7 separate regions of the Mus musculus genome follow, and regions 2, 3, 4, 5, 6 and 7 are each linked to region 1. The links are chromatin loops, found by intact Hi-C in ENCODE. Cell type or tissue: left cerebral cortex. All regions are shown on one strand.

Region 1 (4,000 bases):
TTTTTAGGGTATCTGGAGTCTCAGGATATTCTATAGTCATGTGATAGGTGGCCGATAGAGCCTGATAGGTTTCTTAAGCCTTTAAGGAAACCCCATGAGGGAGAGGCAAGGCAAGTCTGCTGATTATGCGTTAGAGTTCTGAACAAAACACTTACCAAATAATCCACCTCCATATGCAGAACTAAAGAGAGCCTCATAAATGACAGAGGCAGTGAAGGCGATGGACACCATATGAAGACAGATGCTAAGCCTTATCTTGTTCTGGTAACCCTTCAGAATCTGCAGGCCCAAATGGAGTCGAGGCTCTCAGTAACAACAGTGCTCAGGTCCCTGGAAACCAACCTGGGTACCTGTTGGCTTCAGCCACAGGCCAGAAACGTCACCCATAATGAAGCGAGTGGGGAACTAGCCATGGGCTGCCCCGCTCAGCTCCAGGCTTAGGGACCTTTAAGTCACTGAAAGGCAGAGAAGCTAGAAGGTGAACTTGGGTTTGCCCTCAGTAACATGGAGACCGACTCATCTGTAAGAGAAAGTTATGTTTCTCAAAGAGGTTTCCCTTGTAAAGTGTCTTTTCTGCACCTGGAAGAAAGGAGTGGGGGGGCAGCGGGGTTGGGTGTGTGTGTGCCTGAGGGAGGGCTCACCCCCCCCCCCATGCAAGGCCTGGGCTTGACCCCCTCACAGTGAAGAAAAGAAGGACCTAAATTCACATAACAACGTACATCTGTTCTAGGACGCTTTTCCAGGCCGTGCCGTCTTAACTGGGTCATCCTTTATTCTAGTCTTTGTTTCAAAGTCTGATAGTATTTAGGCCTGACGGTTAAATGCTTTTTCTAAAAAAAAAAAAAAGATCTACTCTAAAGACTTTTTTTCTTCCACATATACGGGAGGTATAAGGGATTTAAGTTAATAAACATGCCTGCTTCTCTCCTGTTCATCTTTCTTTTATTATAGGGAGTTCCAGTTTAGCTATGAAAAATAGAGGAAAGAGGTCTTACCACTGCTACCGCTGCTTTCTCCTCTGACGTGGAGGGCTTGTCAGGAGGCAGGAGAGGGCCTCAGAGGTCCCTGTCCCTCTCATCCTGAGGAAGCAGTTAGCACAGTGCACCCAAAGTATGCACAGGGGACACTGAACAATGCAGGGCCCTTTATGTCCTCAGGCGTTTGACTTCTGGCCCACTGCTGCACTGACCACAAGATCCCTACAAATAACTCCCACATGAGAGAGAGGCACAGAAAGCTTGTGGGATGTTGCATTAAAACTGGATACACCTAGATAGAGGGCACAGCAGGCTCTGAAGAGCAAGAAAGGGCTCGTTTTTTTGTGTCTAGTACCAAGAATGCATTGCAAGCCCACTTCAACGAACAAGTACTCCCTGAATAGTGAGTGCTACGTTTGAAAGTCCCGGAAAAGGGATTTCACTTCACGTTGCAGATTATCCAGGTTAGCATGAAAAGAGGCCTAACCAACACTTTATACATGCAAATCGGGCACAAGATGTTCTTTTATTCAATTATTTATTGGGCATCTGCTATGGGCTGCCATCAGCATTCAAGGCGCTAGAAACAGAACGTTCTACAGTTGTGACACATATTCTTGTGATTTCGTTCACTCGCAATTCATCATTTGGATATAAAACAATATTGCCAAAAAAAAAAAAAAATCAGTTTTAAAGTGTGAGTGATATGTGGTGGTGCAAGCCTATAGTCCCAGCGACTGGAGAATCTCAAGTTGGAGGCAGCTGGAGCTTCATAGTGAGTTCAAGATGGAGCTGGTGTTCCGGTCTGTAAACTCTGGCTATTAGGGATGCTGAGGCTGAAGGAATACAATCCTGGGTTATAGAGTCCCAGAGATCAATAGCCAAGAGGGTTACATAGAGATCCTGCCTCAAAAAAGTAAGTATTGGGGATGTGGCTTAGTGGTAGAGCCCTATCTTGGCAAAACCCTAGGTTCAATTCATCAGCCCAGCAGACTATTTCCAAAAAAAGGAAAATTCATCAAGACTGCTGTTAGTTCCAACAGCACTGGAAAGATCTGAAGGGTAAATTAGAGAAGAGTCAAATTTTTACTAGGAACCTCTTTTACTCATCACACACACACACACACACACACACACACACACACACACACAAACACACACACACACACACACACACACACACACACACACACACACACACACACACACACACACACACACATACCTGGCCTCCATAGCAACAGGAAATTGTGTCTTTACTTAATCCGGTAGTCTACTGCCACCTTGTGTCCAAACTCCTCAATTACACAGTGAAGTAGTGCCATTTGCAAAGGTACTAAGTTAATTTACTATTGCCGTTAAAGGACAGAAGGAAGGAATCTCTCTTACTTCTCTAGGGTCCTAGTCTTTCCATTGGCTGAAAAATTATCAACAGATGAAAGAAAAAGGTGTGTGTACTTACACTCACCAGGGCTTTGCAGGAAGCCACCACCTTAGTAAGATTCACACATCAATGTAGCTGGCTTTATAGGGGAGAGGAGAATTGAGGGATGCTGTAGAGGGGGTAGCACATTTTTAAAAAGGAGAATTGAATGGCCTACAAAACACACAGTCAAAGGCTTGGGTCAAAGGTCACTGGGCTCTACATGTGGTATTTGATTTTTTTTCCCCAGTCTCTTCCTCTGATGAATTTAATCTTCTTTGGTTAATGAAATTTCAGTAAGAGGATTGAAGGTAACTGTGTGGCTTTTTTGTTGTTGTTGGACCTGCGGATCGGGAGATAAGGGAACTGCAGAGCAAAGCTTCTCCCTGCACTGTCAGGGAAGGAAACAACAAGGGACCTTAATTCTTCTTAGGCCTTCCAATTTCCCTTAGTTCAAAGTGCTCAGCACCGCTTGGCGGAGGCATTTGCTGAGTCCCCACACTGCTGCCATAAATTATCACAGGCTTGGTAGTTTAAAGACAACCCAGGCGGTTTCATAATCCTGCATTTGAATCATGCATTTGAAATAGACCTCAGCGGGCTAAAATTAAAGTATCAGCAGGACCCACATTCCTTCTCAGAGCCTGGCGGAAGTTTGCGAGGTTTGAAGTTTGCGCCTGTGTTGCCTGGTGGTCCCTTCACAGTTTGCAGGGCCGTCGTGGGGAGTGGGATCATCCTCGGGGTGCAGCGTTCTGACACTGTGTCCCCGTCCCCTTACAAGGATCTTCTGATTACCCTGGGCCCATCACCAGGATATGCTCCTGTCTCAGCTCTCTACCTGCAACCTCAGTCCTCCCCAGCCGTATCGCATCCCCAGCCGTATGCTCCTGTCTCAGCTCTCTACCTGCAACCTCAGTCCTCCCCAGCCGTATAGCACAGCCCGTTTATAGGTTTGATAAACTAACATATCCTCTTTGGGGCAAACAGCATTATTTTGCCTTCCGAAGAATCTATTAATTTTTTTCTGGGAATACACATGCTACTTATATTCAGTCAGATGGTAGCCAGTAAGTCTGACTTTCTGTGCCCTTGTTTGTGACGTGGAACTAATGAAGAGAAAAAGAAAGATCTCTGTCACCATGTCTAAAAGTGTTTACTAAGTGTTTAGAATTCCCCCAAGTCCCCCCAAATACACACTATTGATCTTAACTAGAAAACTCACTGAATATAAAAGTAGTGCTGGCCAGGCAGTGGAGCGCACACTTGTAATCCCAGCTCTCAGGAGGCAGAGGCAGGTGGATCTCTGAGTATGAGGTCAGCCTGGTCTACAGAGTGAGTCCCAGGACAGCCCGGGCTACACAGAGAAACATTATGTATAAAAACCAAACCAAACCAAACCAACAACAACAACAACAAAAACCCAAAAACAAAAAATAACAAACAAAACAACCCAAACCAAAACCAAAACCAAAACAAAAACAAAAAACAACGAAGTGGGCATATGAGACCAAATACTGCTTTATAACATAGAAAACATGTATGATTTTTGTTGTCTTTTTTTTTTGAGATCCGGTCTTCTGTAGCTGAGGTGCATGGCCTT
Region 2 (4,000 bases), 820 kb before region 1:
ACTCCCCATGTGAGGCCACAGCACCAGATCATAGCAGCGACAGTGGTGGGCCGAGAGGGCGTGGTTACCGGGAAGGTCTGTTGAGTGTCTTAAATACTCTTCCCTTAGATGTCTTCATACATTTTAAGGGAGTGAGCTAGCAGCAGTTATATTTTTTATTATTTTTTTTGAGATTATAATCACATCATTTCCCCCTTCCCTTTCCACCCTCTGAGCCTTCCCATATACCCCTCTTTGCTCACTTTCAAGAAAATGGTCCCCCTTCCTCTATTAACTGTCATTTCATGCAAATATGTTTATGCATATATATTACTAAACATACAAATACAACCTGTTCTGTCTGCATAATGTTACATGTATATATGCTTTTCAGGGCTGACCACACGGTATTGGATAGCCAGCAGGCGTGCTCTTCCTTCTCTCGGCAACGTAGAGTAGCCTGTAGTTCTTCATGTAGGGTTGGATCTTCTTGGGCCACCCCACCCGACCACCCCAACCTCACCCAAGTTAGCATGTCTATTTGTGTCTTCTGTAACCAGCCCATGTTTAGTCAGTAGGTTGCTGAGAATTCACAAGTGTAGCCCCTGGTGTCCCTAGCTTCATCTTTTCATCACTTATCTTCCTGTATTTTCAATTATTCAGTATTTTCAATTATTTTAAGAGTTCCACACAACATATTTTTCAGTGGCAAATAATATCTAAGAACCAACACAAGTAACGGTTGGGGGTGGCCTGGTGCTGCTGTGCATTCAAATGCTAAATTCTGTACTCCAAGATCTGGCTGCCCCAAGAATTCCCACATATGCCAGCCTTTGTTGGGTAAACCTTGTTCCCCAATTTAAATCTATAGGTTAAATAAAAGTGGTAAATTCCTGGGGAGAGTAGGAGGCGGCAGGGTTTTAGTTACCAGGCAGGGATCACAGGCAGGGACCAAGAGGAGAAGGAGAAAGGGGGCGAGAGAGAGCACAGAGGAGAAAGAAGAAGGGAGAGGAGGAGAGCTCCATTAGACTCGATGGACCAGGAACACGCGCCAGAGTCAAAGGGTCTGCCAGGACAGACAGCTGGAGCAGAAATAGCCTAGAAAGACTCAAACAGCAAGTATCTGGGGAGCAGAGCTGGGGAAGTAGCCAGCCTCGCTAGAGAAGTGTAGTAGGGTGGTTTACCCCGTGACCGCACTAAAGCTAAATGAACGCCACATAATCTGAGTCTCGCTCACTTGAAAATCTAACAGGGATAGAGGACTCCTGCAAAGTTAGAGCTTGAGGAGAGACAAGTGTATTCTGGATAAAAGTTACTCAAGCTGGCTGATCCAAGATTAGAGATGACTTATGAAAATGCATGTAGCCTGACTTGTTCGTTCTACATAAAATTTTAAAATTAATACTCTGTTTGCTAAGGATGCCCTTAAAGTGTTTTCAGCTTGTGCTAAATCTACCCTGTGAGCCAATTTCTTTGCCATGCTTTTTAAAACATACGTTATCCCCATAGGTGGAAACGTCATCAATTTAATTTATAACGGATCTTTTCCCCAGGTTTGCTTTTTTTTTTTTTTTTTTTTTTTTTTTTTTTTGGACAGTCTTCCTCTTGTAGCTCAGGCTAGCCTGGAATTTACTATGTAACCCAGGCTGACCTCAAACTCAAAGTCCCACTGCCTCAGCTTCCTAAATGTCAGGGACTACAGCCATATGCCACCAAACTCAGCTAACTTAGATACATTTTAAAAAGAAACAAGTTCATTTGTTACTGTAAAGCAATATTTATATTTATGGCATTTGTTCAAAATCACATCAGAGCGTTTATAATGAAGATGTGGCCACTACACTCCAACTTTCCCATCCGTTTTATGAACAAATTGGTCAGCTTTTTCCTTGTCTTTTTTTTTTTTTTAAGATTTATTTATTGGTTATATGTAAGTACACTGTAGCTGTCTTCAGACACTCCAGAAGAGGGCGTCAGATCTCAGATTACGGATGGTCGTGAGCCACCATGTGGTTGCTGGGATTTGAACTCCGGACCTTTGGAAGAGCAGTCAGTCGGGTGCTCTTAACCACTGAGCCATCTCACCAGCCCTCCTTGTCTTTTTTTATTGAAGTTATATTAACTGAAGTGTTAAAGTTTGACAGGTTTAATAATAAAAATTATGTCTTTATTTTTTGTTTGTTTGTTTATTTGTTTTTCATCTAATATTTGTTGTGTTCTGTGCTGTGTTTTGTTCTGGTCCCGAGCTGACTGGAAATCATCTATTTCACCAGTTTGACCAGTGTGGTCACCGTTCTATCCCCTTCCTAGCCACCAGGTGGTGCTGCAGGACCGTCTCCCTGTTGCTTGCGTGCTCCTTGAGCTGCGGTAGAGCTGTCTCAAGTGTGACACAGCACGAACTTTCCAGATTTCCTTGCACGGAGCTCTCTTGAGTGTGTGATCCAAAGCCATCAAGAAACTCCCTGTACACAGTATTAATTCATAGCTCACGATACGTCTGGCTTCCTAGGCAGCCATTCATAGGCCACACCTATGTTTAAACATCTATTGGCGCTACAAAAAAAAAAAAAAAAAAAAAAAAAAAGCAAGAAGAGTCCAAATTTTCCAGTCACAAATAGAGAATCGAGTTCTGAAGAGTCCACCTGACGATCAGCAACAGTAGTTCCTCGGCCTGATGCTTTTATAAATCATCAAGACCTTTTTCAACAGACGCTTCCTCAAAGACGTCTGCACCAGACAGGGAGGAGAATGGAACCTGCCAATAGTCAAGTGTGCCACCACCTCCTGCAATAAGGCTTCCAACTGGCGCTTGGGACCAGGAGTCCCATTTCCTGCCTGTATATCTGCCCTGGCCACATTTCAGACTTCCACATTCACTGACTTCCACCTGGTTTGCTCAGGTAATCTTGCAACCAAGCTTGCGGGTTGAACATGGTAGGAACACACTCTGCCAACTGTAACCTTAAAACAAACCCTTTCTTCCTCAAGTTGCTTTTGCCAGAGTGTCTAATCACCTTAAAGGGGAAAGAACTAAGGCACTCCACAGAAATGTACTACATGGGGGGAACTTCCAGACCTGTGTTGGCGAATACTATGGTGTCAGGAGCGAGAGCCCTCAGGGAAGACAAAGATGCTCCGCCAACCCTTCCATTTGGCTACTCGCAAGCTGTATACCTCATCGTAAAGTAGTCATAAATTGAAGCCAGACATAGCAGGGCAAACCTGAACTCTCAGCACTTGGTTGACTGAGCAGGAGGCTTGTGAATGTGAAGTTACTCCGGGCCGCACAACAAATATGTCTCAAAAGAAGAAAAGGCTAGCCCAGGCAGGCATGCCACTAGAACAATCGCTGAGGGCTTGCATCTGGCAGAGAGATTGAGATCGGCCTGGGCTTTTGAACTCTCAAAGCCTACCTCTAGTAACATTATCTCCAGCAAGGCCATGCCTCCCAATCCTTCCCCAAACGCTTCAGTAACTAGACCAAGCATTCAAACCTAGGAGCCCAAGGGGGGCCATTCTCATTCAAACCACTACAGGCGGTTTTGGAAAAGTACTTTACCTCCAAACTCTTTCAGTGGAAACATGGAAGCATACATGTGTGCGTAGATATATCTACAATTTATTTTCAAACAGCAAGACAAAAAACATTGTGAATTAACGAGTGAAGAATATGTTTCCTATAACCATTTGTTCAAATTTCTCATGTACTACAAATGTACTACATGGGGGGGGTGGGGGGGGGTGGGGACGGACTTCCAGACCTGTGTTGGCGAATACTATGGTGTCAGGAGCGGGAGCCCTCAGGGAAGACAAAGATGCTCCGCCAACCCTTCCATTTGGCTACTCGCAAGCTGTATACCTCATCGTAAAGTAGTCATAAATTGAAGCCAGATTGGTTTCCTATAACCATTTGTTCAAATTTCTCATAGGTTTGGAGTTTATGAATGTAAAACCAAGCCCGAAGTAACTGAGGTGGGAAAAAGAGTCCAAGTGTCTAGTACAGTGAAGCGTAAGGGTCAGG
Region 3 (4,000 bases), 590 kb before region 1:
TGAGATGTTGCTTGCGTGTGACCCAGAGCCCTGAGTCTGATACCTTTCTGGGTCACCTTGGGAGAGCCTCAGAGCACTTTTATGAAGACTGGCATCCACTATTTTTACTCTTCTTCATCTTTGATTGTACTATCTGCCTGCCTTGTGTGTCCTGCGGGTGGTGTGGTGTGTGTGTGTTTTATTTTGGGTGTTTAGCTATCCCACTCTGAACCATACCACTCTGTAGAGACCCATTGTCACCTGACACCCCTTTTCCCTGCATGCAGTTCTGGAGAGAGAACACAGGCCTCCACCATGATAAACAAGTATTCTACCACTGAGCCCCAGGCCAGCCCGCCTTTCTTTGTACCACTTTTCCTAGCTGGTGAGTTTGCAGTTTCTGAGATGCTTTCTTGTTGGCGGATGACGTCGGTGGCCAGAACCCTTTCACCTTTTAATGCAGTTACGCCTGGTCCTGCTGATCAGAAGTGGGAACTCCAGAGGCAGAAGCCTTCACTAAGGCAGAGCACGGTCTGTCAAGAGTCAGCACTGAAGTTGTTAAACATGATCATATTTTTCCCTCTTGTGATCCAAAAGGACTGCAAATGACAGCCTAACATGAAGGGTAATGGTTAACTCTGGCTTTGGGGTCTGTGCCAGAGTAACCGGAACTGGTTTGTCATTGATTTGTCTAAGTCAGTGAGGCTGACGGGTAAGATCCCGAATCACAGCACAGGACCTTTGCTCGTGTTCTGTAATCTCTTCAGAGGGAAGCCGAGATCTGCAGGAGGCAGGAATCTGGGCCCACCTTGCTACTTGATAGCAGATGCCTAGAAACATCTCAGCTCTACTGTCTTCACTCAGCCTCAGGCACAGGTTGCAAGGAATGTCTAGCAGTGTGCAGCAGAGATGTTGAGCTCTGTTCCAGGGGGGCATCTGGTGATAGCTTGAGCACAAAATCACTTTTCATGTGAAAATGGGAAGCCTGTGTGACTTTCTATGTCAGAAGCCACAGTGTTCATTGTAGAAAAATGAGATGAAGTTATGCAAAAAATAAGTACAAGTTAGAAGCTTGTGCTGGTTGTTGTTAGGCCTTGCAGAGGACCGAAGTTTGGTTCTCAGTACCTCACCACTGTAACTCCAGTTCCAGGGCACCTGAGTCACTCTTCTGGCCTCCTAAGATACACACTTGTGGCAGACTTTCACACACACACACAGAAACTTTAAAAAAAACAGTGCCAGCCACACAATGGGCAGAGGACCTTGCTGCCAAGCCTGAGCACTTGAGTGGGCCCTAATGGTGTGGAAGGAGAGAGCCGTTTCTACAAGTTGTCCTTTGACTTCTGCATTATGGCATGTGATCACCCACACACGTACACATACTCTTTAAATTATACATATGTACATATATTAAGAGATTACAAACTTGCTAATTATAATGCATCCTGTTAGATGTATGTGCACAGCATGTGGCTTTGGATGGGGCTTACCAAAATGGAACTAATATTACCAGTCATAATCTCAGCTGCTTTTTAAACCAAAAGTGCACATTGTAAACACCTCTCCATGCCCGTTGTTAAGGCACAGGCAGGCTTTGTGTCTCAGGGAAGACACAGTGATGGGAAAGGCTGGGCAACACAAACAGCCAGAGTGACTGATGGGAGGATTTGGGATTTAGAAACCAACGCTGCGTGACAGTTCTGATTCTTCAACCGTACTGAGAGTTCTTTGCTGAGCCGCCTTGACATTATAAGATAGGTCCATTTTATTTTTGTGTGTGAGTGTTTCCCTTGCACGTGTACTGCATGTGTCCTGGTGCCCGAGGAGGTCAGAGGAGATCATCTGATGCCCCGGAACTGGAGTTATAGATGGTTGTGAGTCACCATTTGGGAGCTAGGAACTGGATCCAGGCTTTCTGCAAGAGCAGCGAATATTCTTCACTGCCGAGGCGTCTCCCCAGGCCTCCTGGTCAGTTTTAAGGCTTAGATAGCTGTGCGGATGTGCAGCGACGGGTTCAGAGGCTTGTACAGTCAGCCAGCCAGGCAGTGCTAGGAGGCAGACCTGCTTTGACAGAAGCACAGTCCCTTGTGATGTGATGGATGCTAAATAGAAGCTTTGTGCTGCTTGTGTGGTCTTTAAAACTGACCTGGAAAATAGTTCTCAAAGGGCTGCTACAGACACCCATGTTTGCGTGGCATTCCAAATATGGTTAAAATGTACTTGCTCATGGAGTTTAGTCAGTGTTTGGCTTGGAGATCCTAATAATAGTACCAGAGACTTGTTTTGTGGATTTTTTTTTTTTTTTTAAGATTGGGAAGAAAATATAATTTGTCTTCCATTTTACAGATATGTAAACTGAGCCTGCAGGGTTAAATGACCTTGCACTGGGGCACAGGATTACTGAACAAAGAACTGTCTCCTAAAGAGCCAGCAGTGACGGGGCCGAGCCAGGCCCACAGGGACTCAGGAAAGGTTTTGTATGGTCCTGAGTGTATAAGAAAGCAGGCAGAGCAAGGCATTAGGAGCAAGCCAGGGAGCAGCACCCCTCCACAAAGTTCCCTCAGTGATGGACTGTGACCTAGAAGGTGGGCCGGACAAAGCCTTTCTTCCCCACTGTGCTTTGGTCAGAATGTTTGATCACAGCACTAGAAGCTCCGAAACAGGGAGAAAAGGCAAGAAGAGCCATAGCCATGCCTTTCCTCTTTATCTCGTCTTCTTTTTATCTAAGGAGACAAACACATCGTTTCCTAGTCCTTACTTAGGCCCATTTCTTTGGTGAGCCATGAGTCTGTAAGTTTCAGAAGAGAACCTGTGTATTGCCAGCATTTTGATCCTACCACACAGTGTTTAACCGGGACGGTCTGGCTGTGCCTCGGTCTTCTTTCCCTTGTTTTTGTGGACTCAGAGAACTTTGATTAGCAGAACAGGCTTGTCCACATATGGCGCATGTAGCGCACTGCAGTGCTTTCTCCTTGATGTCTTTCCGTGAGTTTCCTCCGTGGCTTTTGTTAGGTGCTAATCTGGGAGACTTACTGAGCAGGTACAGGGACCTTGTGTTTATTGCAGTGTCTAGAGGCTTTGTTTTCTAATTCAGCAGATGTGTACACAGCATCTGCTGAGTCTACCAAGCACCCAGAGATAGGCATCCAGTCGAGCTATAGCACTCTACAAAGTAGACACAGTGAAATGGAAAACACGTTGTCTTATATGTATTTTGAGTCACTGTCTCCCTAAATAGCCCCAACTCTCCAGGTTGATCTGGAAATCAAGACCCTCCTGCGGTAGCCTCCTGAGTGTTGTGGTTTCAGATGTGCACCACCATGGCCAGCTTGAGGTGTGTTTCTGCTGATCACTGACTTTGATGGCTTTGATGGCTAAATACTAGGAAGAATAAATTATAGCTTATCCTAAAACAGACATCCTACCCGGTCCTAATAGTAAAAATACTTTGCTATTTGGTTTTGTTTTGGTTTGGGGTTTTTGTTTTTGTTTTGTTTTTTGTTTGTTTGTTTTGAGACGAGGTCTTTTTTCTTTAGCTTGGCTGTCTTGGAATTCACTCAGTAGACCAGGCTGACCTCGAACTCACAGAGATCCACTTGCCCCTGCCTTCCAAGTGCTGGGATTAAAGGCATGTGCCACCACCACTTGGCTCATAAAAATACTTTTAAAGGCAGAATTTAGATGCATTAGTCTTTTGTTTATTTGTTTCTTTTTTTTTTGCGTTATGGTGGGGAGGTGTAGACAGAGCCCTGGCTGTCCTGAACCTCACTCTTTAGTCCAGGCTGGCCTTCAACTCAGAGGTCCGCCTACCTCTGTGTCCTGAGTGCCGGGATTAAAGACAGGCACCACCACCTGGCTTATGTGTGTTCATTTTTGATGTTTTTATTACATTTAAATTTAGCACATGTGCACACACGTGCACTCCTGAGCGCACCTCGGCAGGTGTACAGAGGATCACTTTGAGGAGTTGGTTCTTCCCTCCCATAGTTTAGGCCCCAGGCATTGAGCACAGGTTGTCAGG
Region 4 (4,000 bases), 520 kb before region 1:
ACGGTCTGCTCCTAGTTTATCCTCCTCATTCGTTCAGGACTTGATAAACGTGTCCTGGGTTCTGGCAGGCCCCACAGCAGGCAGAGCCCAGGGAAGCACAAAGCTGTGCTTTCCAGGAACCCCCACACCTCCACCCTTTCCTATCCTCTGCGTATATGCATGTATGAACACTCGTGTGGTTGGCTGGTGATAGGCAACCAGCATCCAGACAAATACTCAAAATTCCAAATGATAATAAGATGCTCTGAAGAGGGTTGATGAGATAGATGGCTCAGCAGGTACAGGAACTTGCCACCAAGTCTTAGGGCCCTAGTTCAGTCCCCAGGACCCAACAGAAAGAACTGACCCCTTTAAATTGTCTTGTGACCTCCACACATACCCTCTTGTCTTGTGTCCCCACACAAAGTAAGTAAGTGTGGTTTCTAGCTATCTGAAGACAAGGTAATTGGGTGAGTGAAAGAAAGGGCTTGTGTGTCCTTGAAATGAGCTAGTGCAGCATCTTTGCCCTGAGGGGGGTCGTCTATCATAGATAGATGATGATGTCTCAGTTTGACTTCTTGCTGGAAGGGACCTGAGTTCATAAAGCAGGGAAACCAGCTTTGTTTTTCTTTCCAGATGTGAAAGGTGAGCTTGTCCTGAGCAAATGACCTAGGAGAAGAGTGTTATGTAGTTTGTTTAACACTGAGTTGGAACATGTTGCTCGTTTTGTTCTGGATTGTTTCTTTGACCTATCCCACCTGCAGATCCGGCTTCCCCTGCCTTTGCTGGTCCACACCTGGAACACCCTTCCCAGTCTGGCTAACCCCTCCTGTGTCCAGAAAGCCAGCCTTGCCTGACACTCTCCTGGAATCTTAAATAGGCTCTTGTTGCCACTCAGACTTATTTTGTAAAGACCGACTGACTTTTATATTATATGCATTTGTGTTTGCCTGCATGTGTGTTAGATATGTACCACATGTGTGCCTGTTACCTGCAGACAAAAAGAGGCCATCAGATCATATGAAACAAGTCACAGGTGGTTGTGAAACCACCATGTGAGTGCTGGGAACTAAACCCAGATCCTCTTTGAGAGCAGCAAGTGTCCTTAACCACTGAGCCGTCTCTCCAGCATCTCTCCCTCAGCCCCCTTCCCAGACTTCTTTCTTAGATATTTGTTATATTCTTGAAAGACACAGCTTTCTTATTCCCCCATCTCTCCGTCTTGTGCAATCTGTGGTCTCTCAGTTTCGTTCCTTTCTTGGTTTTGGCCAAGGGTGTGGAAAGCATTTAATGAAGGGATAAAATGGAGTGTTTCCTGTCCAGAAAGGACAATAGGAGATGGTTCCTGTTGAGAGCTAGCCCCGTGCTTCATGCTTCCTCCTGACCTTCCGTGGGACAGACTATAACCTGACTAAAGCCCATTTTCTGAGCTCCTCTGATCCGTAGTCAAAGAGGGGCTGTTCAGGGCAATGGTTACACCGTTATTATGGTCCATATTTACAGCGCCATCCTTGGGGCAGGACAGATTGGAGCCAAGCATCTGGAATCGCGTGCACATGTACACATAGGCAACACTTAAGGGCTTGTGTGTGCCGCCATTTCCTAAGAGGTTTAACTGAAATGGAGGGCACACCCTGAGCCTGGGCAATAGTAGTCCCTGAGCTGGTGGAGCCTAGGCCAAACAAAATGAGAAAGCCAGCTAAGCACCAGCCATCCCTGCTGTCTGACTGCTCACTCGTGTCCAGCCACCTGATGGGCTTGCTGCCATGGAGGACTGTACCTTCAAATTGTGAGCCAAGATAAACCATCCCTCCCCCCCTTTTGGGGGAGGAGGAGGGGAGGTACTTTGTAATAAATAGCATCGAAGACACTAATTCATAGGTCTATCAGGAATCTCCCAGCAACCCTTGCTAAAGGCCATACACCACCCTGAAAAATACTAGGATAGGGAAAGGAGAAGTGTCCTGTTTGCCTGGATTCCCATTTGCCAGAGAAGTATCCTAGTGTTTACCAGTGAAATTGAAAGCCTGACTGGCCTGGGTAATGCAGCCAGTGTTTTGCATACAATTTACATGTATTTAAATATTCAAGAGGAAAGTATCTTGTTCAATTGGTGGTTTAATGCTTTAACAACAGGCATTGGTAGCCTACTTTGTGGTTTAGATTATAGTCTTGTCTTCAGTAATTAAAGAGTATGAAGTGTATAGTTGTGGAAATTATGAGCCTTTTGGCCACTTATAAAAATAAACTTTATAGTCTTACAAAACAAAAAGCTGTTGCCTTTGAGTCCTAAGTGAAGGTATATTCAAAAACCCCTCTTCACAGCCGGGAGATGGCAGCACACAGCTTTGATCCCACCATTTAGGAGGCAGATCTCTTAAGAGTTTGAGGACAGCCTGGTCTAGCGTTCCAGGATAGCCAAGGCTACACAGAAAAACCCTATTTTGAAAACCACCACCACCACCTCCAACAAAAACCAACACCAACACCCCCCCCCCCCCAAAAAAAACCTTCACAGCAGTGTGAGCATCGTGAGTGCAGTGCTTGCTATACCCCAGCAAAACAGGCACAGTGCATGCCTTTCCTGGGTAGGGAAAGAATGCAGGCATGCCACAGCTTACCCCTCAGGAGCCTGATAGATTTTACAATTGTTTGACCAAGAGGGATGAAAGAGCCTGTGCCCAAACTGATCCAGTTTGTAGGTGAATCTGCTGAGGCTTCCAAGAATTCAGGTGAAGACAGGGCTGGATAAGAAAGGACTCAGTAGGGCTGGAGAGATGGCTCAGCCGTTAAGAGCACTGGCTGCTCTTCTGAAGGTCCTGAGTTCAAATCCCAGCAACAACATGGTGGCTCACAACCATCTGCAATGACATCTGATGTCATCTTCTGAAGATAGACAGCTACAGTGTACTTACATATAATAAATAAATAGGCTGGGCGTGGTGGCGCATGCCTTTAATCATCCCAACACTTGGGAGGCAGAGGCAGGCAAATTTCTGAGCTCTAAACCAGGGCAGCCTTGGACAACCTTGACTGGAGTTGGGGGGAGTGGGCAGGTGTTTCATTGTACTTAAATTTACATCAAAACAACAGAACACAGAGGCTTGTGATGTAACTCAGTGGTAGGATACCCCAGCTAGCACTGCAAGGCTCCTGGATTCAATCTCTGGCAAGTGAAAAGAAAGAGAAAAAGGGAAGTGGGAAAAAGTAACCAAGTGGCCATGGCTGTCTGATGGTCCGTGGTTACTTTGTGACAGTTGGAAAACTAAGCCGGGTTAAAGCTTGTGTTATTTGATAGGCATTTCCTTTGTTTCTTTTGAGACAGGGTCTCACTATGAAGCCCTCCCAGACCTGGAACTCACTATGTAGACCAGGCTGGCCTCAAACTCACAGAGATCTCCCTACCTCTGCCTCCGGAGTTCTGGCATTAAAGGCATGTACCACCATGCCTGGCTATAGGTTTTGTATTCGGGAAGTTTCTAATTTAGGAAGAAGTTTAAATCCTCCTAGAAATAATTGGAGACAAAGGAGGGGAAATACATACAGTAGTATATTGGTCATTTAAGGAAGAAGAGATGCCCCAGCCTTACCAAGCTACCTGACCCCAGAAGGATATGATGGAATTCAGAAAAGAGGAAAGTGGTCGATGTGGGTGGTCATTTGGAAGTTGAGGAAGGAATGTTGTCCCCTCCCCCAGCCCCTTTTCTCTATTCTCTTGGTCTCTCGGCTTATCTTCTGCTGTCTAGACTACAGTTCTCAACCTTTTCCTCCTCTGGTCCCCTCTTGTCATGTCCCCATATACTTTCAGTGATTCGTCTTAACATAGTCACATTTTTTGGCTTGATTTCATGTGTGTGTGTGTGTGTGTGTGTGTGTGTGTGTGTGTGTATCCATTCAAACTCTGAATTGCTATTATTCAAGGTAGAAAGCATTTTGTGCATGTGTCAAGGCTGACATTAAAGATGCTGTTTGATCTCAATCCTCATGGACAGAGGAGCCTTTTCTTAAAGTGTTCTTGGTC
Region 5 (4,000 bases), 210 kb before region 1:
GTCTTGATGAATGCCAGGAAAGTGAGCTACCACTGGGATACAGCCTCAAATTGTTTTTGAGGCTATCAGCTGTCCTGGAACTCACTCTGTAGACCAGGCTGTTCTCAAAATCAGGGATTCACCTACTTCTGCCTCCCAAATTCTGGGATTAAAGGTGTGTGCCACCATGCCTGACTGGTTGTAGTTTAAATTGTATACACATGGGTCCTTACAATACTGGCCCTTCTCAAAGCTACACAAAGTGAACAAGGAAAGATAGAGCCTTGGCTTTCTATTTCTGTGAAAGCCAGGCTGTGAGGTGTCTTGCCTCCCTTCAGAAGTCTCTAAGAGAGGGTAAGAGGTAATCCAGGCACCAAAGCTTGGATTTCAAAGACCCTCTTGTGAAAGAAAAATTGAAAATCACTTGGGGACATTTAGTACCCAAACATGAGAGAACAGAAATGCTCAAACGCGTTCAATACTCAAGTAAGAAAGGTGAAGCAGAAGTCAGCCTTCCTGCAAAAGACTCAGAAATGCCCACGGGGGAGGGTATGAAGTCAGACAGTAGTACTTTAATCACGCCAGATGCCTCCCTCCTTATGCTTCCTAGTGACAGCAATTCCTAGAAGTACTTCTAACAGTTTAGAAGTGGGTATCTGAAGTGAGGCATTGGGGGTTTCCTCTTCCTGGGTGGGAGTGTATGGCCGCACCGGCATTCAGTTCCAAGTCAGGTATCAGCGAAGCAGGTGGTTGGAAGGAAAGGAAGCACATCTGCATGGTGCGCTGCGTCACAGGCGTCTGCATGGTGGGCTGCGTCACAGGCATCTGCATGGTGCGCTGCGTCACAGGCGTCTGGATGGAGCGCTGCGTCATGGATGTCTGGATAGAGCGCTGTGTCATGGATGGCTGGATGAAATGTTGTGTTACTGGCATCAGGATGGAGGGCCATATCACGGGTGTCTGCATTGAGCAGTGCATCACGGGCGTCTGGACGAAGTGTCATATCACAGGATAGAGCACTGTATCAGAGAAAGTCTCCCATCTCATATCATCTCTTCCGTCCCAAAAGCAAGTGGACCCAGGGCTGGGGATGAAGCAGGCATGAAAGCCTGGGTTCAGGCCCCAGCATCACATCGAGCAGGCCTGGCAGTACATGCCTGTGACTCCAGCACTCAGGAGGCAGAAGCAAGAGTGTCTGAAGTTAGAGGTCAGCCTCTGCTGCTATATAGTGAGTTTGTGATCAGCATGGGCCTGTCTCAAAAGCCAAAAACAGTGGACCCTGAAATGTCACTCAATAAATGCCTGTTGATAAGTGTTTACAGACACGGCCAGCTTTTTCTAAGAACTCACTCGATTAGTCACTATAACGCTAGAGACTTGGTTACCTGATTTACCTTAAAAGAAATTTCTGGTCTAGGCAGTAGTGGCACACCTTTAATCCCAGCATTCAAGAGCAGAGACAGGCTGAGTCTGTGGCTAGCCTGGTCTACAGAGTGAGTTTCAGGACAGAGAAACTAGAAGCTGGCGTTAAAGACTCTGGGGACTCCTTTATTCATCTTGAAGAGCCCAGCAGGGTGGGTCATGCAATCACTGTCTCGTCTTCTGTGGGAACTGGGGGGAAGGGCAGGAATGAAAGTTGGGGAAACAGCACATTTTGGTGACTCAGTATGGTTCAGGAGGGGCGACTCAGCAGAGACCTCAGCCTGAAGAGCACAGCTGTGAAGCACACCCAGCTGGGGGACAGACAGCTCCAGCACACTCTCTCACAGTGCTTGATTTCAACCACAAGATGGCAGACGACGGCTCTCAGATTCTCCACTGCCTTGGCCTGGTGGCACTTAGAAATCTAGGGAAAGCAAGCTCCGTGCTTCTTTCCAACAGCAGCAATGACTCTTGTCACCAAGTTGCTACAAGCTACACCTATGAGACGGGAGGTTTTTAGGGTGTGACCCCTGCTTTTGTATGAAATGTAGAGAAACTTAACTTTCTATTTGTTTTGATCACAAACTACAGGATATAGAAAACTATCCAATGCCATTTGTTATTATTTATGGGTTTGAAAAAAAAAAGTTATTGACTCTGAGTCAAAGGCATAAACTTGATCTCTGGGAAGATAGATGACCTCAGGAAAGAACTCCCCCGAGTCTTAGTTTCTTCCGTGATACCAGAAAGTAGGACTTGAATGAGCTGGAAGAGATTCCAGAAACCAAGCCATGAAAAGAACTTGCACGAGAAGGCAGCAGGCTGAAAAGAATGGAGCTGGGTACCATGTGGGTCATGGGCTGTTTCTTTCAGCCTACATCCTTAGGGGAATGGGCTGTTCCACGTGGCCAATTTTCCAGATAATTGAATTGTAAATGCTGAAATTTGTTTTCCTTTTAACTTTCTGCAATGGAAATCTTCTTAGAGAGCATGCTGAGTAAAATTTAACCTTTCGTTAATATCTCTAGGTCACCACCTATAGACTATATATATAGTCTTGCATGGAGTACTAGGTGCCTCTGGGCACACATGCAGGGAGACAAGACCCTGTGCTAAGCGGCCCCAGGGACCATATTATAAAGCTATAATTGGAGAATCTTCCTTTCTCTCTGTCTCCTACTACATCACCACCTGCAGTCATTTCTCCAAGTAACACCTTCTCATACCCTCTTGACACTCTGCCTAAATCTGCTTTAATCCAGACAGAACTCAAGGTTGCCATGGGTAACCAGTCTAAGATTGTACCAACCCTAAATTTATTTTTACACATGATTTGGAGGCAGAGGGGATTGAAGGCTGCTGCTGGCTAGGGCTGATACTCAGCTACTCTTTATTGCATGGCGTGTCTCTGTGCCATTTGGCCAGTCACCTTGAGTATGTCTGGCCTATATCTGCCCAGTGAGATTTTCTTCTGGGATCGTACAGACTCCTCATACTCCAGGAACACATTGGCACTATCGTGGCTGGAGCACTTAAGACCCTATGCCTGTATGTGTCTTTGACTTAAGTGGCCAGCACCCAGACCATTGAAGCTACACAGTAAAATAGCTCACTGCTAATCCAAGGTTTCAATTACTTGTGGTCAAAAAGGTCAAAAACCTTCAGGACAGCGAGATATTTTGAGAGAGAAAGCACATCCACATAACTTACAGTAATCTGTTATGATCGTCCTATTTAAATATTACTTATGGTGGCTAACCTTTCGCTATATTTAATACATACTAAATTTTGCCATAAATATAGCCCATCAGTACAGGGTAAGGGACTGTCCATGGATAAAGGGGACCACTGTCCTGTCACTATCATCTCTTGTGTCTGAGGAGCTGGCAGGGTTTGAGGTTCTTTCGTTCCAACTCAAAGGCCTATTCTCTGTTGTGACTTGTGCTGTGGGTTCAGGTTGCCCAAGGCTGGATGGGCGAGATGCTAAAAGATCCTCTGGACTGGGTATCTTCCTTGTGCCAGCTACATAGTCACCGTGTCGATAAATCATCTTCTCTCACCCACCAAGCAGCTCTTATTAGGAAAACAGAGTCAGCCTCCCATGCCAAGGGAACAGTCACAAGGCTTCTGGAAGTCGCCCTGACTCCTTAGAAGGCCTGTGTCCTCTGGACTGTGCTATGTTCACATTTATTAACCTATAAAAATTTCCAAAGCCCACATTCTGAAAACAAAAACATTTTAAAAACGAAACGTGGGCCTCTTTACGTTTCAGAAAAGTCCATTTGTTCTTGTCGGGGTATATGGGCTCCATCTTAATTAATTCCACATTTTGTTACCAATTTGGAATAATCTGTCTCCAGGGAACAGATCTGGTTTACTTATAGAGAGCTAGTGGAGGGGGTGACTAGGGTTACAGAATATTCCTTGTAGGAACTAATCTAAAAACCTTCCCCATTTCTTCCTGCACCAAACAGAAGTAACATTTCGGAACATTTTGAAAAATCCCATCTTTTCCAGAATGGTAGCCAAGAATTTTATAAACAGAGGCTTCTGCCATGTAATTACCAGCTTTGTCTTTAAGGGGCGGGGAATGTGACAT
Region 6 (4,000 bases), 110 kb before region 1:
AACTTATAAATGCTACTTCCATCCCCTTGGGCAGCACACTTCAATGTGTATGGCGCGGACACACGAAAACCTGCAACCTTGTCCATGTAGAACAGCACCGACCCCCAAAGCAGCTCACGATCACCAACCCTGGAAGCAGTCCAAACAAAGATAAACCATCTTCTCTTACCTCCAGCCCCACCACAAACCAAAGCCTGGACCCTGGAGGCAGATGGCTCGGGGCTGCAGGTATTCTTGGTGGCAAAGCAAGCTCCTGGCTTCCTAAGCCCTGGTCTCTCAATCATACTAAGGGGACAATAATGACTCACATGCTGATGTCAGGAGCAATAAATGGAATTATTATGTAAAACTGTTAGCATTTAGTAGATGCTTACTACTGGTTTCCACCCAGGCCCACTCCCCTTCTCTCCCTCCGGTGCCAAACAAAGCCAGTCTGATAAAATCTGGATTCATATCATAAGCCGGCAGCTCCCATCTCCTGCAACTCGATCTTAGGAGATGACAAAGGAGACAGAGACTGGCCCTGGATGGTGAACCTGGAGTCACATCAGTGTGCAGAGCACCCTTGCTAGGTCCCAATGTCACCAGGCTCCTTGGTTTAGAATACAGGCATCTCAGAGACCTCCCTGTACCACAAAGCAGCTTTCAGGCTTTTGTGCCGACGCCGCGCAGCATCCTGTACTGGCTCAGTGGCAGAGGAACGGCCTAGAAAGTAGATCAGGCAGAAATGCACTCCCCAACTCAAAACAACATAAATTTTCTGCAAACACACATGAGAAAAAGTCTGACAATACCAAGAGGATGCCTACCTCCTTGAAGAAAACTGACGTTCCTTCCCCCAGTAGCCAGCAACTGTCAATTACTTTCAGATAGGGGTTCCCACCTATCTGATTTCATAAGCCCCTCCCTGATGAATAAGACAGGTTTTGGGGTTTTTGCTTTGTTTTGTTTTTGTTTTTTTGAGACAGGATCTCACTATGTAGTCTTAGCTGGCCTGAAACTAACTCACTATGCAGACCCAAGCTGGCCTCTGGGACTAAATGCATGAGCTACTCAGTCTGGCCCATTAGTAAGTGACTTAATACAAGCACTGCTTGAGTTAGCCTAGGCTATGTCAGAGAGCAAGAATTCGAGGCAATTTAGCATTCTAATGTCATTCCCCATTTCCCCAGCTTCTTACTACACAATGTTCCTGTTGTCTGATGGCATTCACAATGCCCATTTCATTCTGTTCTTAATTTTTAAAAGTTAATTTTTAATTATTTCATATACTATATTTTGAGATAGGAGGGATCTTGTGTGTGTATGTTGGAGGTGTGGGGGAATTCATGTCATTCTCAATAAAGTACCAGTTCTATGCCAGGAGAAGGTTAGACCTCAGGTGAGTTATGCTCAGTGTGGTGGTTTAAATGAGATTGCTCATAGGGTGGAATACTTGGTTCTTAGTTGGTAGAACTGTTTGGGAAGGATGGGGAGGTGTGGCCTTGTCGGAAGAAGTGTATGACTGGAAGCAGGCTTTGAGATTTCAAAAGCCCATGCTGTTCTGAGTTAGCGGCTCATGCTTGCGGACCAGATGTCAGCTCCCAGCTACTGCTCCAGTGCTATGCCTGCCTGCCTGCTGCCATGCTCCCCACCATGATGGTCATGAACTCAAACCCTTTGGAACGATGATCTCCGTGTTAAACCCTTTCTTTTACAAGTTGCCTCAGTATTGGTGTTTTATGATAGCAATAGAAAAAAGACTAAGACACTTAGTATTGGGTTCAAGTTGTAACCTCTAGTCATGTTCTGCAAACTGATGCAGGGAGGTCAGATCTCTGTGACCTGGGGTTCAGGGGTGCTATGGTGACAACCCTCAGGTCATCAGGAACATCATGACCGTTTATGAGAGAGGGGCACACACATCACAGGATGGGGGGCATTCATTCCAATACCATTAGGTGTTGTATTGGCCAGTACTCATGGGTCAGAGGAGTCCAGAATCTATAGGTCTGGAGATGAAAGTTACTTTGGGTTCAGTTTGGAAGCACAGGGAGGTGAAGTGCATTAGCACACGCCAGAGGTCCCAATATTCGGGAGGCTGGGGCAAGACGATCATGAATTTGAGACCAGTATGAGCTACATAGCAAGTCCCTATTTTAAAAGTGACAAACAATGGCTGCCGTGTAAGAACATCTCCTCCAAGCATCCCATCCAGCTCGCTCAGACTTCACCTTTCATTCATTCATACAGTCCACCACCTACACTGTCAGGCCCTCTAGGGGGCAGTGTTGATCCCTTGGGGCAGTGGAATGAACTAAGCCCATCACTGCTATAGCTGGCCCCTTTCAGGAGTTTTAAGAAATAATGGCAGGTGGATATTTGCTTGGCTTAGAGGCGGTACAAATCCAGGGAAGCCCTGGAATGCTGATTTTTCCCCCTTTTTTTTCTGTCTTAAGAGTCTGTGGAAGTGAGAAGGATGGGGGGGGAGGGGGGCAGAGATAAGACAGCTGGCAGGAATGTAGAACTCTGGGCAAGAGAATCACAAACCATTTCCAGTAGGATTCTGAGGGAGCTGTGCTCCTGTCTCCTCCACGAAGCTGTCAGTAAAATACACATCCTTCAGCAAATACTTCTGATGACTGCCTGGGCAGAAATCAGTGAAGTGCTATTTCTGTTCTCAACACAAGGAGGAGGAGGTAGGAACAAAATCTGGGCCTGGACGTCCCTCACAAATACAAAGTGGTTCTCCCTGCCTGCACAGTTTATGGTGTAGTGGGAGGGAGGCTTTGCAAATAAATAAACATCTATGGTTGTGTGTGCCAAGGCCTACACTGAAAGGGATCTTGGGGGGAAAGCTGAAGGAAAACAAAACATATATATATATTTAATATATATATATTTATATATATTACCATTAGGTGTTCTATTAGGGTCAGAGGAGTCCAGAATCTATGGGTCTGGAAATGAAAGTTACTTTGGGTTTAGTTAGGAAGCACAGGGAGGTGAACTGCACTAGCACACATCAGTCAGAGGTCCCAATATTTGGGAGGCTGGGGCAGGAGGATATCTATATCTATATCTATATCTATATCTATATCTATATCTATATCTATATCTATATCTATATCTATATCTATATCTATCTATCTATATGTATATATATAAAGGTATTAAGGGACTGGAGAGATGGCTCTGTGATTTAATTGCATCTGCTGCTCTTTCAGAAGACCTGGGTTCGGTTCCCAGCACCCATATGGCAGCTCACAACCATCTGTTCCACAGGATCCAATGTCTTCCTCTGGCCTCCTCAGGTACCAGTCATGCACATGGCACACATACATACCCACAGGCTAACACCCATATACATAAACAAACAAACAAACAAACAAATAAATACATAAATAAATACATAAATAAATAAATACATTTTTTTGTTTATAGTTTTTTTTGGTTTGCATTTTACTTGAGACAGGCTTTCACTTTTGCGCAAGGTAGACTCAAACTCACTATCTAACTGAGGATAACTCCAAAATCCTGATCTCTCTGCCTCAACCTCCCATTATAAGTGAAGGGTAGGCAGCTGAATCAGACCAGAGTCTGGACTTCTCTGGGTAGCACCTCTGAGGACGACCTGTCAGAACCCTGGATGTGCAAGCGCTTCTGTCCTGCTTTGTATTGCTCTTCCCAGCATGACCACCATAATCATACAGACAGTATTTACCTCTTAGGGATGGCTGGATGGTGGTCCCCTCTGGTATCCATATCTCAGTTGTGAGAACCTGTGAATGTCATATTATTTGGGAAAAGGGTCTTTCCCAACATGATGAAGTTAAGGATCATGAAAGGAGATACTTAGCTTGTATCATCCAGGCTTTCCTGACATGCTACACCACATACACTTACAAGAAAAGCAGAAGGCAACCAGACATAGGCGTGAGGCAGAGGCAGCAGAGGAAGACAGCCATAGTGACAGATATATCTAAGGGATGTGTAATGCTCCCTGCAACTGGGCAAGGGA
Region 7 (4,000 bases), 420 kb before region 1:
ATGAGACTAGAACATTCTTAGTAGTGTTCTAGAACGTTCGTAGCTTTCTAGGTTATATAACATTAGACTGCCTTGCTTCGAAGCATCAGTCAGAGGATATCTTGAAATAGAAGATTAAACACAACTGGTTAAGTGGTCCAGAATCTGTCGTCACCCCCATTTTAGACACGATTCAACAACAAGTTCAACACTGCTTGCTTTATCATGAAGTAACCATCAAAAGATGATCAGAAGCACACTGTTACTGGAGAAAGCTAATGATAACCTCTGAGGACTGATTTGTTAAGAGAAAAGGAAGCAGAAAACCACCTGTTGGGTCAGCTGATCAGAAAACCTAATGGAGGGGCGCTTAGTTCTATTGGTAAGTCATGAAGACTTGGGCACCTTCAGTCATCTAGACGGGTGGACAGAAAGGAGACCCTCACCACTAGGCTCTCTAAACAAGCACAGGAGTGTGTGGCCTAGTGAATGTCTTCTGTGCATCTCCTGGAAGGTAGATGTTGAGAGGCGAATACTCCCTAGAGCAGTGACAGCGTATCTTAAAACAGGCACACAGCCATCAAAATTTCCATTTATTTAAATTCATTTGGGGGGTGCATTTGGGAAAACAAGTGTGCCAGCAGCTGAGGATAAGGCTTGATTTTGCCCAAGAAATTTGGCACAGCATTGGGATGCCTGATGGACAGGGAGCTCCTTCCAAAGCTTGGGTGTGTGGTAGTCAGAAAAGCAGGCTGGATTTTGTCCCCTTTCATCTTTCAGGGTACACCGGAAGGCCACAGGCCACTGGTTTGTGCCATTCTGGTTTGAGTGCACCATACTCTCTGGGGAAAGCAGAGAAATGCAGCACACAGATAGCAGGATCGGGCTAGCTTTGCACTCCCTGCTTTCTCAAATCGACTGAAAACAAAAGACAGGAAAAGAAACCCGAGTTCTAATGCAAGCAGGAACTGTATACTTGTTCAGGGAATCGATCTAATAGCAGCGCCTGGCGTTCTGTCTGCACTCCAGTTTTGAGAATGTATAGCTTATGTATGTGTCTGGTTGAGGCTTTTTTTTTTTTTTCCTTTGGAGAGAAGAGGCCTCCTGGAAAGAATGAGACTATGTCTTAGAGTGAGCCTGTGGCCTGTGACACATGCCTGCCACTGAAGGAGGGTACAAGCTGATAAACAGTCCCTTTCACTCCAAATGAAAGCAGTTGATTCTTTGAAGCGTGTCCTGACTGTCCCAGTGGGCTGAGAATCTGAAGGGAGCGGGAACCGATAGGTGTCTGTTTCCAGTCTCCACCCTAACCCCATCTCCTCACCATCCTGGCCCACGAGATGGTAAGGCTGCAGCTTAACTGAGAAACCTCAAATGGTACCCAGGAGGATGTGGGGGTTATGGGAACAATGTTTGTAAACGTAATGTAAATGTTATTATCTCACCACACATTCCTATTTGCCTTGCTCTCAACAAATATTCATCTGTCGAGGTTCAATTTCTTACTGTTCCCTGAGGAACATTCTAGATGGGAACCCATGGTCTTTGTTATTACTACTGTTCACTGTCACATGTGGGTCATTTAAATTCTGAATCTTTGACCTTACAGGCTGGGGTTTAGGCGCTCTTAAACTCTGGGGCGTAAGCGTGGGTCTAACAATGTGAGCTTTTCACCAGCAGGTGGCACCGCTTGCTAGTTTATGTCAACACGGAAAGGGACAGTGGTTCACTGGCATTCAGCATTTCCTTTGCAAACTCTGAGCTCCCTGGATAGAAAGGCTGGTGAACGGTTGCTTCAGTGACACCATTCCAACATTTCCCACTGCAGCCAGCAAGGGCCAGCCGCGCATGGCAGTGCATGGCAGTGCATGGAGCAATGACTGAGCCCAGCACCTGCCCCTCCTCCACTGCACTCACATCCCTCCATTCTGTGCACCCCACTCACCTCTGATTGTGCCTTCGCTTCCTGAATGAGAGGGAGGATGGGGGATTTTGACCCCACTAATGATAAAACGGCCTGTAATCTCTGCTGGTACCCCACTGAGGCAAGGAGTTGATCCAAACTAAGTAAAAAATAAAAAAAACATTGGACAGAGATTAAACAAACAAACAAACAAACAACAGCCTCTCCATTTCCTAAGGATTCGTCTGGAAGGTCTTCCTGCCAGGCTGTGGGTATTTTCCCACCTTTCTGCCTCCTGTTGGGCATCGGTTCTGCTCCACAGTTTACTAGAGAATCCTACGAGGCCAGCATGAGTATCTTTCACTGACAGTGTAGGAAATGAGCCTAGAGATCCCTCTAAGATATTTAGGGACCAGTACAGGAGCGTAACAGACAACTTCTGACATGTTTAGAAATTGGAGGCCCCAGCGGAACATTTTAAAACATTGAGAGTCCCCTGCTTAACTCTGGCTGTTCTTAGGGCCCCAAAGACTCCCTGAAGCACGGTCCTTTCCCCATGCTACTCCTGTTCTCAGAGCCACACACTGGCAAGCATATGTGGCTTCCAGGACTGATACTGACTGAAATGCAGTGTGTGGTATCTGGATGGATCCTAGAATCGGAAAGGACATTGGTGGAATCGACTCAGCAAGATCTGAAGTTTGTGGCTTTGTGCATATGGTTCGTTGTCCGGGGTTAAATCCTCATTTCTCACTCATGGACCAGGGTTGTGTAAGGCAAGTGGTTAGGAGGAGCTGAGGAGAGGTAGCTCGGGACTCCCCTCATTACCTTTGCAACTGTTTTATAAACCTGGAAGTGTTCCCAATGGAAATCAGCCTGTTTGTTTAGGTAGGTACTTACTTCACTGACCAGCTTTTCCCAGAAGGCATGGCCCGCAGAGATTCACCCCATTCCCTGGATCCAGTGGGCACTGTTGGAGAGCTGTTTCCTTTGGGGTAGACTCTGTTGCCACCATTCACAGGACACGAAAGGAAGGCTGATCCATTGACATCCGCGTGGCCTCTAGCTGGAGAGCTGGCTGGAGAGGTAGCTGGGGAGCCTTGCGACCTTCTGGGGGTTATCTCCAGTTGGGTTCTAAAGAGCACAGCCCCTGGGCTGGCAGAGTAGTCCTCGCCACTACACAGCTTGTCCAGGTCTGGCATGCTCAAGGCTCTCAGCTCCTGGAGCTTGGATCGGGACACTGGGGAGGGCTGGGCATGGCGGACAGAGGACTTGTTCCTCTTGATGGGTGAGGCTGGGCTCCCTGTGGAGATGGGAATACCCACGGGGACAAGTGATTTCTTTGGGTCTGGACTGTGGCCCTTGTTATTAGTCTCTGGCGGATTCTGCCTGGAGACAGTCAACGTCACGCTGGACGGGGACTTTGTCATCTGCGGGAGAAGGCTGCTGGCCTCACTCTGGTTCTCGCTGCAGGAACTCAAGCTGCGTCTCAGTGACCTTGCGGTCCCATCACTGGGTCTCCCCGAAGTGATGCTGCCAGATGACCGTCTGTTAACGGGAGGCTTGGAGCTCACGGATAAGAACGGGGATGTGGCAGACTTGGCCGCAGGCCGGTCAGAATTGGCCAGGTTCTCGAAAGACTTGATCCTTTGCTTCACAGAGAAAAACGAGGTAGATTCATGGGGCCAGCTCTGCTCACAGTAGTAGTGTCTCCTGGTGACTTTGAGTTTGTCTGGGATGAGGCCGCTTGCCTCGGGGACCGCACTGACATCCCCCACATCCACTGGTGGTGGGTTCCTAAGTGTTTCCAGTAGAGGTTTCACACTGTACACGCCCTGTTCGTTAGTCACGCCTTTGGCTGACTTCTCAGAGAGACTGCCACTCATTGCAGTGACCTGGGGGTCCTGAGGCGAGTGACTTGGGCTGGGTGGGGAAAGACCTTCTCGTCCAAAATGGCTCGAGAACTGGGCTGGCATGGAATAAGTCCTGGTGGCTGGCCTTGGTGTGAAGTAGGGGGGCTCTTCTCCGGCCAGGCCTACGGGTACGCCATTTTTGGGCACCCCGACTGAGGCTGGCATTTGGCTTGATTTGCCCTGGGAGTAATCTGGCATTTTGGAG

The links. A loop is a pair of places that touch in the nucleus more often than their neighbours do. Peaks named below come from ENCODE experiments on the same cell type or tissue, not always from the same donor. Only the 100,000 strongest peaks of a DNase experiment are listed, where the experiment ranks them.
Region 2: it touches region 1 in a loop (3-fold over the local background); 5 of 42 quality-filtered maps call a loop at or near these places.
Region 3: a loop joins it to region 1, with 2.4 times the contacts of the local background. A loop is called at or near these places in 4 of 42 quality-filtered maps.
Region 4: a loop joins it to region 1, with 3 times the contacts of the local background. A loop is called at or near these places in 8 of 42 quality-filtered maps.
Region 5: it touches region 1 in a loop (8-fold over the local background); 41 of 42 quality-filtered maps call a loop at or near these places.
Region 6: a loop joins it to region 1, with 2.4 times the contacts of the local background. A loop is called at or near these places in 6 of 42 quality-filtered maps.
Region 7: it touches region 1 in a loop (7-fold over the local background); 39 of 42 quality-filtered maps call a loop at or near these places.

Annotation. Positions count from the first base shown.
Region 1 is chr15:12,793,313-12,797,312 of GRCm38, forward strand. No RefSeq gene overlaps it. Among named protein-coding and RNA genes, the nearest start is that of Gm41274, 3.2 kb to the right of the region's middle. In left cerebral cortex, a CTCF peak has its summit at 2,278 (motif pointing left); DNase peaks (open chromatin) are centred at 695, 2,274 and 2,959; H3K27ac peaks cover 1,768 bases.
Region 2 is chr15:11,969,739-11,973,738 of GRCm38, forward strand. 1700047G03Rik (RIKEN cDNA 1700047G03 gene) reads left to right here. Exons shown (of 3, transcript NR_040447.1): 3 at 1-345. Among named protein-coding and RNA genes, the nearest start is that of 1700047G03Rik, 4.7 kb to the left of the region's middle. In left cerebral cortex, a CTCF peak has its summit at 2,292 (motif pointing right); DNase peaks (open chromatin) are centred at 1,235 and 2,321.
Region 3 is chr15:12,207,104-12,211,103 of GRCm38, forward strand. The region is part of intron 1 of Mtmr12 (myotubularin related protein 12); the gene reads left to right. Among named protein-coding and RNA genes, the nearest start is that of Mtmr12, 4.1 kb to the left of the region's middle. In left cerebral cortex, no CTCF peak of the experiment used is centred here; DNase peaks (open chromatin) are centred at 690 and 2,011; H3K4me3 peaks cover 518 bases; H3K27ac peaks cover 1,468 bases.
Region 4 is chr15:12,272,256-12,276,255 of GRCm38, forward strand. No RefSeq gene overlaps it. Among named protein-coding and RNA genes, the nearest start is that of Gm52210, 46 kb to the right of the region's middle. In left cerebral cortex, a CTCF peak has its summit at 2,299 (motif pointing right); a DNase peak (open chromatin) is centred at 2,314.
Region 5 is chr15:12,584,562-12,588,561 of GRCm38, forward strand. All of the region lies in intron 3 of Pdzd2 (PDZ domain containing 2), which reads right to left. Among named protein-coding and RNA genes, the nearest start is that of Gm41273, 65 kb to the right of the region's middle. In left cerebral cortex, a CTCF peak has its summit at 1,768 (motif pointing right); DNase peaks (open chromatin) are centred at 1,783 and 2,706.
Region 6 is chr15:12,687,657-12,691,656 of GRCm38, forward strand. All of the region lies in intron 2 of Pdzd2 (PDZ domain containing 2), which reads right to left. Among named protein-coding and RNA genes, the nearest start is that of Gm41273, 38 kb to the left of the region's middle. In left cerebral cortex, a CTCF peak has its summit at 2,264 (motif pointing right); DNase peaks (open chromatin) are centred at 2,322 and 2,558.
Region 7 is chr15:12,369,665-12,373,664 of GRCm38, forward strand. Pdzd2 (PDZ domain containing 2) reads right to left here. Exons shown (of 26, transcript NM_001081064.2): 21 at 2,783-4,000; 22 at 1,925-2,042. Among named protein-coding and RNA genes, the nearest start is that of Golph3, 50 kb to the left of the region's middle. In left cerebral cortex, a CTCF peak has its summit at 1,658 (motif pointing right); DNase peaks (open chromatin) are centred at 546 and 1,679.